Linked DNA regions of Mus musculus: regions 1, 3 and 4 are each linked to region 2. A link is a loop called in an ENCODE intact Hi-C map of the cell type or tissue named here. Cell type or tissue: heart. All regions are shown on one strand. Links, peaks and the distances in the headings refer to the core of each region. The heading gives the core; the rest is flanking DNA.

Region 1 (3,226 bases), core at 231-2,730, 330 kb after region 2:
TTTTTTTTTTTTTTTTTTTTTTTTGGTTTTTTGAGACAGGGTTTCTCTGTGTATCCCTGACTGTCCTGGAACTCACTCTGTAGACCATGGCCTTGAACCCATAAATCTGCCTGCCTCTGCCTCCCAAGTGCTGGGATTAAAGGCGTGCTTGTAATCCCATCACTTGGGAAGTTGAGAATGAAGGCTTGCTGAGAATTGAAGAGTAGCCAGGATTATAGAGTTTGAACCGTGAGAACCTGTATGTGTGTGTATATACATACATATATATACACACACACACACACATATATATACATATACATATATATATACACATACATACACACACACATATATATACACACACTTGTGTGTAGACACATGTATACATGTATATGCACATTTATACACACATATAGATGGCTTATTGCGATGGCTCGGTTGTGTAAACCTAGAACTCATATGACAGGAGAAAACCAACTTCTGCTCCCACAGGACCTCCATACTGACTCTGTGGCACACAATACCCCCCACACAATTAATGGATCGATTGATAAAAAAAAAAAAAAAAAAAAAAAAAAACTTTTAATGTCAAGGTTAACAGGAGGCGTGTTGGTCCATATCTGTTAACTCCAGCATTCAAAACACTCAGGTCAGAGGATCACAAATAAGATTAGCTTGCACTACACATCTAAAACCAACCTCAAAACAAAAACTTACATTAATGTGAAACAAGGGAAGACTAACAAACTATCCCAGACAAGGGAGCATACGTAAACACGATGAACCACATGTCATATAATATGGATCTTGGAACAGGAAGAAAAAAAAAAGCCCGAAAAACAAAACTGAGATTGCAAGCGTGAGTCACCTCTTCCCTGCCAGTCCGCCCTGCCCATCTTTCGGTCCTGCTTCGGTTTCTGTGAGTACTGTACATATTCTCTGCCTGACCTGCAAATGTCAAGCCATGTAGTGGGAAGGAGCCTTGTGCACCAGAAAACTTGGGTTTGAGCTCAGTAAATATAGACAAAAACTGTAATAGAAGCTGCAGAGCTGACCCCACAGTGAACAGTGTGGCACTGCTCCATCTAGCACAGGACGGAGTTTCTTCCCAGCACCCACTTCTGGTGGCTCACTGCCTGCTGTAACTGCAGAGATTCTAACACCCTCTTCTGGCATCCACAGGGTACTACATTCTCACTGCCTGCTGTAACTCCAGGGATCCTGTCACCCTCTTCTGGTCTCCAAGGGTACTACATTCTGCCTGCTGTAACTCCAGGGATCCTGTCACCCTCTTCTGGTCTCCACAGGGTACTACATTCTGCCTGCTGTAACTCCAGGGATCCTGTCACCCTCTTCTGGTCTCCAAGGGTACTACATAGGCACTCATGACAGGACATAACTGAAAATTAGAACAGAATGAAACCTTAAGCGTGTTTTTTCTTAATGTATGAGTCAGTGAGTCCTATGTATCAGTGGAAGGTAGCAGAAGAGATGATGCAGATATATGGAAAGTCTCTGCTACCTTTTCAGTGCTCAAGGAAGTCAAAGATGGGTTTTTCTTTTTGTGGTTTTTTTTTTAAGATTTATTTATTTCATGTATATGAGTACACTGTAGCTGTATAGATGGTCGTGAGCCTTCATGTGGTTGTTGGGAATTGAATTTTTAGGACCTCTGCTCCGCTCACTCAGGCTCAAAGATTTATTTATTATTATACATAAGTACACTATAGCTGTCCTCAGACACACCAGAAGAGGGCATCAGGTCCCATTACAGCAGGTTGTGAGCCACCATGTGGTTGCTGGGAATTGAACTCAGGACCTTTAGAAGAGCAGTCCACTGACTGCTTACCCACTTACCCACTTACTCTTACTCACTGAGCCATCTCGCCAGCCCATAGATGTGCAGTTTTTAGACAGAGTCTTGGCTATATGACCCTGGCTGTCCTGGAGCTTGTAGAGATGTGGCTGGCATCAAAGTCTGAGTGATCCTTCTGACTCTGCCTGACAAATGCTGGGATTACAGATATGTGTTGCCATGCTGGCACGCCTCGCTTGTCTTCCAGGCCTTCCCTCCCTCTGTCCCTCCCTCCCATTCTTCCTTCGTTTCCCTTTTTCTGGTTTTGCTGTGTTTTTTTGTTTGTTTGTCTTCAGATTTATTTTTATTTCATGTGTATGGGTGTTCTGCCTGCATGTATGTTTGTGCACCAATGGGTGTGATGCATGTGCTGGTTAGAAAAGGTCTGTGGATGCACTGGAACTGAACTGACAGTTAACTGCCAGATGCTGTATAGAACCAAACCTAGACCCTTTGCAACAAGTCCGCCTAACCACCGAGCCATCGCTTCAGCCTGGTCTTGGGCTGTGTGTGTTTGTGTATTATATAAATATTATATATACATATACATTGTATAGATATGGTTTCATGTGCCCCAGGCCATCTCAAATTTCCTATATAACTAAGGACAACTGTCAACTCCTACCCCTAACTCCCATGTGCTGGAATCGCAGGCACCGGCCTCCATACCAGGCCAGGCCAGGCCTTCCCATTCTCACTGCTGGCTGGGCTTTCTCTTTTGTTCTCACTAAAGTCAAAAACAGGTGAACTATTTTCAGGTTTGGGAACTAACTCCATCAGATCACTGACCACTCACCACTGCTATGATGAGACTAGGTTATCTCTAAACATGTTACACTTTCATCACCCAAATGAGTGCTGTCATTCAAAGAGAGCGAGTGAAGCAGTCCATGTCTTTTAGCACTGAGGAGACTCTTCAAAGCATTTCAAGAGTCACCTTTGGTGGCTATAATGCACATTCATTATCTGCAGGTGGATCTGATTTATGCAAATAGCCAAAATACTCAGGCCCAGGCTGCTGAGTGAATAGTGTAAATACTATGTTGGTAAATATGTTTCAGGTTTGGAGTTTTTGATGTTTTTTTGTTTGTTTTTAATTTAGAAGGATAACCTGGCGCACATTCACTATATAAAAGAGCAACCAAAAAGGAGATAATGACACATGCCTCTAGTCCCAGGGCTTGGGAGGCAGAGGACCAGGCAGGGCCAGCCTGGTCTACAGAGGGAGTTCCAGACAGCCAGGGCTACACAGAAAAACCCTGTCTTGAAAATATCCAAAGGAAGAGACAGAGAGAGACAGAGAGGGAGAGAGACAGAGAGACAGAGAGACAGAGACAGAGAGAGGAGAGCAACCGCACGGCCATCTAAGGCAGCATAGAATTACGAAAG
Region 2 (3,226 bases), core at 341-2,840:
GGGCATGGTTGGGCCTGCAGAGGGCCAGACTTGGTCATCTCTGGCTTGATCCTCTCCCTAGTGTCACAGCCCCAGGCTGAGGTAGTCTTGTCTCAGGCCATCTCTGCCCTGGAAGCCCGTGGTCATTCTGGGCATGGTCTGTCCACGAGGGACTTTAAAGCACTGGACTGTGGTTGTTTTGGACTCACTCCTTGCCTGGGCTTCCTGTATCAGCTTTCTGTGTGCTGAGATTATAGTCCTGGGCTGCTGTGTTCCTTGAGATTTTTGTTTTAAAGATTTATTTATCTATTTATTATATGTAAGTACACTGTAGCTGTCTTCAGAGGCACCAGAAGAGGGCATTCGATCTCATTACAGATGGTTGTGAGCCACCATGTGGTTGCTGGGATTTGATCTCAGGACCTTTGGAAGAACAGTCAGTGCTCTTAGCCGCTGAGCCATCTCTCCAGCTCTCCTTGAGATTTTAAAATTAACTTAAAGTTATTAGACTGATATTTAAAAACAAACAAACAAACAAACAGTTGGATGCAGTGGTACACATCTTTAATCTCAGTACTTAGGAGGCAGAGTTCCAGGCCCAGCAAGGATTACACAGAGAGACCCTGTCTCAAAACAAAGCAAGAACCATACAAACAACAACAAAACAAATAACTAAAAAGGGAATTAACGGGGGGCTGTGGTGGCACACGCCTTTAATTCCAGCACTTGGGAGGCAGGGGCAGGCAGATTTCTGAGTTTGAGGCCAACCTGAGTTCCAGGACAGCAAGGGCTACACAGAGAAACCCTGTCTCGAAAAACCAAAAAAAAAAAAAAGAGGGAATTAACATTTTCCTTCTAATACTCTGGGTATGCCCAGCAGAAGTAAAATGATTGAGAAAGAGTTTCTCCTACTGCCTTGGGAGCAGTCAGTGAAGATGGAGGTTGTCTTAGGGGAAGAAGGCAGTAAGGTCCTTACTGCACACTCAGCATGAAGAGAATATTGGGAGCCAGAACAAGTTTTTTTTTTTTTTTACCTGTTGCATATATGTCTATCACCTGAGCAAGGGCTTTCGAAAGAGGCTTTATTCAAGAGACAGCCAAAAAGAGGTCTTAAGACTCAAATCTTCCCAAGGGTGCAGAGTATTTATGGGTTAAAGAAACAGGATGGGAAGGTGTGTGTGTGTGTGTGTGTGTGTGTGTGTGTGTGTGTGTGTGTGTAGAGATGGCTCAGCACTTAAGATCACTGGATGCTCTTCCATTGTTTCTGAGTTCAATCCCCAGCAACCACATGGTGGCTCACAACCATCTGTAAAGGGATCTGATGCCCTCCCTCTTCTGGTGTGTCTAAAGACAGCGACAGTGTACTCATATAAAATGAATGAGTGAATGAATGAATGAATGAATGAATGAATGAATGAATGAATTTTTAGGAAGGAAAGAAAGAAAAGAAAGAAAGAACACGGTCATAGACCACATTGCATTCAACACAGAAGCTATTTAATCTTAAAAGGATCCTCGGGTAGAGCCTTTTCCACAAATTGCCACTGGGTGGCAGCATTGTCATTTCTTTTGTTTCTGTTGAGACTTCATCCACAGAAGTAACAAAACCTTTCCCACTTCCTGCCTTAAGCTGTCCTACTGTACAGCCCTCTAACCTACTGGGAGTTATTTCCCCTACAAGCCTTACACTGTAAGACAGCACCATTCTTTTTCAGAGCTAATATCTAGCGTATCCCAGGCTATTTCTCCAAACTCAGCAGACTTGAGACACCAATTGTTTGGGATTTCTTTTTAGTTTAGTTTCTAGCATTATTTTGCATGTTTTTAGCAGCTAAAAGAGTAATTTACTTTGGGGATATTCCTTAAAATATTACTTTTTATTTTTGTTTTTTCTCCAAGACAGGGTCTCTCTGTATAGCCCTGGCTATCCTAGAATTCACTCTCTAGACCAGGCTGGCCTTGAACTCAGAAATCTGCCTGCCTCTGCCTCCCAAGTGCTGGGATTAAAGGCTTGCGCCACCACGCCTGGCTAAAATATGGCTTTTTAAATCTTTATTTTATCTCTTACATTGTTTAAAAATTATTAGTATGTTGGAAGTGATGGGAAGGAGATCTGTTACGCTGCCTAGGTCAGTCTCAAACTTGCATGTCAACTTAGACTTTCATTTATTCTATTAGTCTGCAAATAATTACTGACTAAATGGCATACGCAGAATACTGACTAGAAAACATTGTTTCTGGGTGTGTGTGCACAGGGGATATTGGTGAATGAACTGCTAATCTGAATGGGAGGATCCACCTTCCATGTGGGCAGGTACTGTCCAATCAGTTAGGGACCAGAAAGGTGACTTCCTCTTTCTTAAACCTGGAACACTTTAATTCTGTCCCCAAGGGCAGAGTGATAGACTCCCAGCAATGTAGGACTCACCCTGTGCCTCCCTGGATCCTTACTCTGAGGGTTATATGATCAGTTTCATTGGATCTGAAGACCTGGACTTGGACTGAGACCTCAATTACAGTAAGCCTGTCCTGAGAGTTCTCAAACTCTACAATTATGTGAGCCAATGCCCCAGTAATTCCTTTTCATATATTTATATCTGTTTAGCCTATAGGTTCTGCCTCTCCGGCTAATACTAACACAATCTCCGGCTAATACTAACACAATGGGTGCAAAGATAGGCTCTAGGGTTTCTGCTCCCAAGGAAGGGAATTTCCAGAAGGGACAACAGGTACAAACAAGGGCAATGAAATGTTATAGGTTCAGTTAGAAATTGTAAAACTTCTGTTAAATTTATGTGTATGGATGTGCATGTCTGCCACATATGTTTTGGTATCTTCAGAGGCCTGAAGAGGTCATCAGATCCTCTGGAACCCGGGTTCCAGGCAGGTGTGAGCTGTTGTGTGTGTGGTGGGATCTGAACTTGGGTCTTCTGGAAGAGCAACAAGTGCTCCTAACCCCTCAGCCGTATTCCCAGCCTTCTATGGCCTCAGCTCCTTAAGATAATAATGAGACTGGAACAGAATGCAGACACAGAAGTATAAAGGGCATGGTGTGTTTGGGAGTCTGCTGATAGCTCTCCATATAAATAGTTCAATGGAGAAGCTGGTCTGAAAGGCAGCAAGGGGCAAGCAAGGTATGCCAAGCCAAGGGACATGATGGCAAACGAAATGCATTCTTTTTTTTTTTTTTTTTTTTGAGACAGGGTTTCTCTGTGTAGCCCTGGCTGTCCTGGAACTCATTCTGTAG
Region 3 (3,226 bases), core at 312-2,811, 260 kb after region 2:
CGGAGCTGTCAGGGACACCAGCACATGTGGACACATCTTATCCTCTGGCCACAAGCAGCACAGGCTGTTAATGCCAGTGTGCCACATCAACATTACAGTTTCCCCTTAGGAAACAAGCTAGGGATGTCCCCGAGTCTGGCTTAATGTTCTGCAAATAGCCAACTGGACAATCCTAAGAATTGCTGAACAAAAGTTCTGAACACTGTACAGCTGGCTCTAAGTGTAGACCAAAAAAAAACAAAAACAAAAACAAAAATAGGGAGCGGTAGTGGCGGGGGTGGGGGTGGGAGTGGGGGGGGGGCAGGCAAAGATGAAGGTCAAGGAGAGCTCTACAGCAATACAACAGGGGATAGTGCCAAACGGGAATCCAAGGGTGGGGGTGGGGATGAACTCAAATGGGTGTAAAGTTAAAAATGCAAAATAAAGTTAACTCCTCCCACCAGGTGTCCCGGAGTGCCCTCAGGAGGAACTAACTGCAGGGAAGCAAATACAACTTCACAGAGAGGAAACATGGGGCTACCCGAAGAGATATGGTTTGGGCAACAAGCCTTGTGAGCTACTGGTCCCAATTGCTACATGTCTGACTGGGACCAACTGGACCTCCCTGATCAATTAACCTGAAGGGATCAGAAAATACAGTTTGTGTTTTAATGTTTCAAGGGCAAAACCTCAAAGATCTGCCTTTTGGTTTATGGCAAAAAGGGAAAACTTCACAGTTTCAGGTTAAGTACACAGACTACCCAGCATCGGAGATGCCTTACGCTAAGGACAAGGGGGTTTCTCCACTCTCAGCGACCTGTCTCAAGTCAACCAGTCAATGCTCACTCCTCGGCAGCAGCAGAGGGAGGGCGGGGATAGAAAACTCAGCAGACCTGGAACTGTAGTGTGCTACACATCCCCAGTGTAGACTCCGAGTCAGACACTAAGAGCTACAGCAACGACTGACTTCCCTGAAAATGCCTCGTTTAGATGGTGAGGGGTATCCTCAACTACTCGAGCTACACCATTCGGGCCCTTGGGAAGGCCCTGCACACCGACTCACAGCCGGGGAAAGAGGCCGCTGACCGGCTCAACTGTGTACTGCTTTGGTCTGCCTCTATGTCTATATATATATATATATATATATATGTATGTATGTATACATACATATATGTATGTATACACACACACACACACATATATATGTATAGGAGGCTCCTTGTGTCAGAAGGATAAAACTGTGCAAAAACCTTCTTCCTGTGACTGACCTGGGTTTGTTCTGCTAGAGACTACACTGGGAGAAACTGCTGCTTAAAAGGCCTGGCATACTCTCTCCTGCTTACACCCCTGTCTTCCTCTCCTCAGACGTAACCCTTTGTTGGAATGTGGCTCCTTGCTTGAGAGAAACTAATTTTCCTAAAGTCACTTATTGAAAAGAGATGCTGGGTAGTATGTATACCAAACAAAACAAAAAATAATAATAAAATAAATATTAATGTCTAGAAAGGCTTTGTGAGTTAATTAAAACCACTTGCTTATGAAACAGCCCAGAGCGCTGCTGAGTCCCACCAGGGGGCAGTGTCGGTGGCTGGGCCCAAAGTTAGGGACTCTTAGAGCTCACCTGAGCAGGGTGAGGTAGTATGAGCTACTGGAGTGCCGCCTTATAAGTATGCAAGATTAAGGGTTCTCTCCAGCCTTTTCTGGGTAAGACCCTTTCATAGACTAAGAATGGAGCCAAACAGCTGCGTGGGAGGCCTAAGCCAGCTACCATCCAAGAGCGCCCCCTGGGGGTGATGCAATGACAGATCAGGATAATTCCAGCAGGTCAAAGGTGAACTGCCAAACTCCCACACTGTTACCAAGTAAACAAGTCACCCAACTAGGACAGTCAGAATGCACACCCTGCTATGTACCACCAAGTTACTTGGGTTCCTTTAATCCAGAAGGGCTTGTGATCCACCACAAACTCACATGGTCTTCTCATCTGCACTGTAGGTCAAACCATCCTGAGTGGGAGACTCGGTGTAAATTAAGGCAAGACTGCTGCTGTCTGAGACACCTCTCCGTGACAGGGAGACGCAAGGTTAAGGAGGTAGCCAGATGGCAGACGGCTACACTGAGGTGGCTCTCTGTCCTCCCTGCTCTTGACAGAAGGTTTGACATCAAGGGTTCTCACTCTACAAAACCGTGTTTCTTTGGAAATGAGGAGAAAGGTGGAGCCCTTCTTCCATCCATCCAGGCTGCCCCGTCTGGTGGCACCACGGGATACCCAAAGCTTTCCAACCTAAACAGAAAGCTCGGTCCCCAATTTGGATCTAGCTGCCAAGGGACTTTCACGATCCAATCAGGCGATCTGAGCTGTGTAGCAAGGAGTGCCCTCCGCTCCTGACACCTTGCCCCTGCTGAGGGTATGGGAACGAACTGCCTTGCTACTAGACCCTTATGAATGACCACATATCCCAAACCTTCTCACAGCTGAGACTGGCGGTTGTAGCCACAGTGAAGACCCCATCGAGCGAGGCTGTTGGTCGGACTCTTAGCAGCATAAAACCTATCAGTAAACTAAAACTAGAGAAACCGGCAAAGGGGACCTAGTTAACACGGCCACTTGACTAGATCCTAAAGCCAGCCTCGAAATCATCCAAGACGCAGCCCTCTGCGGGCAACAACAGGTACGGAGGTAAATGTAACAGCGGTGCCGCCTCTCAAGAACAGTAACAGCTTGTGTGCCATTTCTTCTCTCAACACAACACACACAAGGCAAGCTGTAGCGTCAGCGGGGGGAGGACCAACGGCCTTTACAAAGTCACTATCCCGGCTGCCACCTGGGAGCTCCCTCTGACTCTGCTGGGACCCAGTCAGCTGTCCGGGTTCTTCTCAGCCTCTTTGGAATGTATAATGTACATGAAGGTCTGCTCGATGGTGAAGTCAGGGGGAAGGCTGCCTTTGTGCACCCCGACGTGTTTACTCATGAGGTTAAGGGTGGAACTGTAGTGGCCGCAGACTGTGCAGCGGTACATGAGCGCCCCTGAATGCGTCTTGAGGTGGCACTTGATGGTCGAGCGACCTCGGAAGAATTTGTGACAAACCTTGCACTGATAAGGTTTCTCGCCTGTGTGGATCCGCCGGTGGTAGTTGAACTCGCTTGTGTGGGCAAACCTTTTGCCACAGACCTTACAACTGTACTTACTATTCCCAGGCTGGCCCTGCAGAGCCAGCTCTTCGCTCAGAAACTCCTCGGCGGGCA
Region 4 (3,226 bases), core at 333-2,832, 270 kb after region 2:
GCTGCCCCCGTGCGACCCAGGCCCGGCGCCGCGGGAGCCGGCCGAGCGGAGGCCCGGGAGCCGCGGCCCGGTCGCCGGGAGGGAGGACAGGGCCGGCCGGGGACACCGGCGGGGCGCGCCCAGCCAGGGCGACAGAAAGGCCGAGCGGGAGTCCGGCTGGACCCGATCGCGCTTACCCGGCTCCGCGGGGTCCGAGCACCATCGCCGCCACCGCCTCACACAAAGGCCCCGGCCCGCCGTGCCCGGCCCGACGAGGAGGCGGCGCCGCCGGCCGCGGCCAGACTCTCCATCCGCCGAGCCGCTCGCCGCGCCGGCCCGGGCCGCCCCCGCCGCCCGGCCCGCAGCGCCCCCCGCCGTCCCGGAGGAGGCAGCGCCCCCCGCCGCCCGGCCCGCAGCGCCCCCCGCCGTCCGGGAGGAGGCAGCGCCCCCCGACGGCCGGGCGGAGCCACGAGCCCACACCAGCCCGCTCGCTGTGGCGCCTGGGGAGTGAAAAGCAGGTCCAACCAACCCTGTCCCCCAACAGCCTCGCAAAAATCTGTGTGCTTGTTCAGTTAATTTATGACTCCCGCGAGCTTTCTGAGGGCAGGGATCTGTGGTTTTGCCAGAGCTCCACTTTTGAGTTCTGCTTGTCACCTTGCCTTGCACACATATAGGCGCCTTCTAAAAACCTGTGTGCGGGTGCAGGTATGTGACTGTGCGGATGGGGGTGAGGGGGGCGGGGTCTGACCAAGCCAGCTCAGTCAGTCAACCGGGTCTCAAGGGAGGGAGTGAGGATTGCAAAGAAGAAAAAAAAATTGACAAAACTATAACATGACTCCAGCCAGTGCTGAGGCTGAGGCTGAAGCAACTTTATTTTTTTAGCTTTTATATCATTCTAGGTACATCCAAAAAAAACAAAAAACATGGTTCTTAGACCAAAGACAAAGTAATCAAGAGAAGTAGTAAACAAAGAGATCACACACGGTAATGATTAAGCATAGTAGCAAACAAAGCCCCACAGTCACCGTTTCTCACGTTCTTATCTGAGCCTACTTCCTTGTCCGAGCCCAGTGACAATGCCAAATTCCTGGAAGCAGCACCAGACACTCTCACCAGGGGTAGATGATTAACGAATGGAGTATTTCAGGTTAGATCCCCAGGAAGCTCTTCTGATAGCCCAAAACGGACCCTCCTTCCTGGTAGATGGCCAGATGGAGTCACTCTGTTACCTGGACCGTGGCAACCCAGGTGTCTTCCTAAACGGGTCCGTCCCCTGTCTAGAATTCCATCACTGGCCTCCTCCCTTCTCCTGAATCTGCTCATCAAATGATCCTGCTCAAGACTAGCCATAAAACCAAAGCTCCCCTGCCTACGTCCTTACACAGCCTAGACAGCCCAGGCTGGCTCCTTCCCATCCTGCCTCGCCTGCCAGCCAGGCACAACTCCAGCCCAGGCCTGTGTCTCATGGCCAATTCCAGCCTATCTGTCCTCTCTCTTTCATATCTGCCATAAAAGCATTCCCTTTGTGGGCTGGGGAGCTGGTTCAGAGGTTAAGAACACTGGCTGCTCTTCCAGGGGTCCGAAGTTCAATTTTCAGCAACCACATAGTGGCTCACAACCATCGCTAATGAGATCTGGTGCCCTCTTCTGGCCTGCAAGCATAAGTGCAGGCACAATGCTGTATACATAATAAATGTATTAATAAGTAAATCTTTTAAAACAAACAAAATCCTCCCTTTTAGCCATACCAGGGAATGACTATGTTGTCCATCCACACGAAAGTATCAGAAGGTCAAGGTCACCCTCAGCTACATAGCAAGTTTGAAGGTAGCCTAGGCTACATAAAAGCCTGTCTCAAAAGTTTTTTTTCTGTGTTATTACCCACTCCTGGGTTCCTAAAACGTGAAAGGAATTGGACAGTGAAACGAGGGTGATGAGTGACAGGAGATGCCTCTCAGGTCCGACCTTTAATTTAGAGGAAGGCACACTCTGTGGCATAGCATTCAGATAGGGCCCAGCACATGAAGCTATGAAAATCAGAGAATATTCTGTCTTTGAAGTGCTTGTGTTGGGAATTTTCCTGTCTGGACTGGATGAGTTCAGTCTCTAGTTTTGACTTTACAGAGGCATGAACTGTCTCTCTGATGCAGCCACAGCTGCTGATAGGATCAAGCTTAGCACATACTGCCTGGTGGGATGTGCCAGGGGTGTGTGCCACCTATTCCTGCATGCTGGGTTCTTTCTCTTGTTCCCTTTTGGTGCCTTTTGACCTTGACTTTCTTACACCCAAACTCCTGGTCTCCTAGACACTGCTTCTGGCTCAGCACCATGACCCCCACCACTCCGTTTTCTGAAGCTGCCCATTAAACGTTTGTGTTTACGCCTCTATTTTATCATCGTGGTGGTCCGTGGTCAGGGGAGCTGCTTCCTGCAGTGGGCAGTGGTTACCTGCAGACTCAGACCTGGTAAGTGCAAAGAATAAGTAGTTAGTTACTAAGTGTTCGGTCCAGAGTGAAATGTTTGTAGTATCCCGGCCAGGGCTCAAGGAATCTGAGACCAAAACAGGAAAAATGTACCTTGCGGTTAAGAGTTCTGTGTGCACTTGAGATAGTCAAAAGGAAGTTCCTGTTTGTCCCACTTTAAGTCCTTGCAAAATAAAGTTTCTGTTTACCATTAAGAGTCAGTTCCTGTTTCTTAGGCCTGTGTAACTTGCGTGCAACCCCATGCACATGACACCCATCCTTTTTCCCTTCTGTTCTCACCATGTGTGTCAACCAATCCTCTTGGCCCTGTGAACACCTTATCTCTCCAATAGAAGAGCCTTCCAAAGGCCGGCAGGGACTGCTTACTCAAATCCCGACTTAGCCAACTGGTAGCCAGCTGGCCTGTCCTAGGTTCACCCAAAAATACAGCCTGCTTTAATTGGACAGTCATGGACTTGACCTTTTCTCCTCCTGAATGTCAGGGTTAACAAAATATGACAGAGGCGAGGAAGAACATATACAAGAGTCAGGGAAAGAGGGGACTGCTGTAGATCGCCATCCTTGGAGCATGACAACGCATTTGTCCTCTTGAATTATTCTACAGCTGTGACTGACTATATCTGCATTAAGACTGGACTTATGGGAGGGAAGGGCTCTCATGAGGTCCCACCCCTTTACAGGATATATAGGCAGTGTCTTTGTTAGGGTATAGATTGCTGTGATAAAACACTGTGACCAAAGCAACTCGTAGAGGAAAGACTTAC

The links. A loop is a pair of places that touch in the nucleus more often than their neighbours do. Peaks named below come from ENCODE experiments on the same cell type or tissue, not always from the same donor. Only the 100,000 strongest peaks of a DNase experiment are listed, where the experiment ranks them.
Region 1: it touches region 2 in a loop (2.6-fold over the local background); 5 of 42 quality-filtered maps call a loop at or near these places.
Region 3: it touches region 2 in a loop (3.0-fold over the local background); 16 of 42 quality-filtered maps call a loop at or near these places.
Region 4: it touches region 2 in a loop (5-fold over the local background); 16 of 42 quality-filtered maps call a loop at or near these places.

Annotation. Positions count from the first base shown.
Region 1 is chr10:127,672,921-127,676,146 of GRCm38, reverse strand. Gm16230 (a long non-coding RNA gene) reads left to right here. Exons shown (of 4, transcript XR_872178.1): 2 at 1,165-1,350. Among named protein-coding and RNA genes, the nearest start is that of Gm16230, 2.2 kb to the left of the region's middle. In heart, for the core only: a CTCF peak has its summit at 1,251 (motif pointing left); DNase peaks (open chromatin) are centred at 1,196 and 1,866.
Region 2 is chr10:128,006,754-128,009,979 of GRCm38, reverse strand. Hsd17b6 (hydroxysteroid (17-beta) dehydrogenase 6) reads left to right here and starts at 2,369. Exons shown (of 6, transcript NM_001359377.1): 1 at 2,369-2,497. In heart, for the core only: a CTCF peak has its summit at 1,508 (motif pointing right); no DNase peak of the experiment used is centred there.
Region 3 is chr10:127,743,309-127,746,534 of GRCm38, reverse strand. Zbtb39 (zinc finger and BTB domain containing 39) reads right to left here. Exons shown (of 2, transcript NM_198035.2): 2 at 1-3,226. The coding sequence ends at 2,838. Among named protein-coding and RNA genes, the nearest start is that of Zbtb39, 5.4 kb to the right of the region's middle. In heart, for the core only: a CTCF peak has its summit at 1,729 (motif pointing left); a DNase peak (open chromatin) is centred at 1,704.
Region 4 is chr10:127,736,613-127,739,838 of GRCm38, reverse strand. Zbtb39 (zinc finger and BTB domain containing 39) reads right to left here and starts at 309. Exons shown (of 2, transcript NM_198035.2): 1 at 177-309. In heart, for the core only: CTCF peaks have their summits at 450 and 1,625 (motif pointing left); DNase peaks (open chromatin) are centred at 1,278 and 2,788; H3K4me3 peaks cover 831 bases; H3K27ac peaks cover 1,078 bases.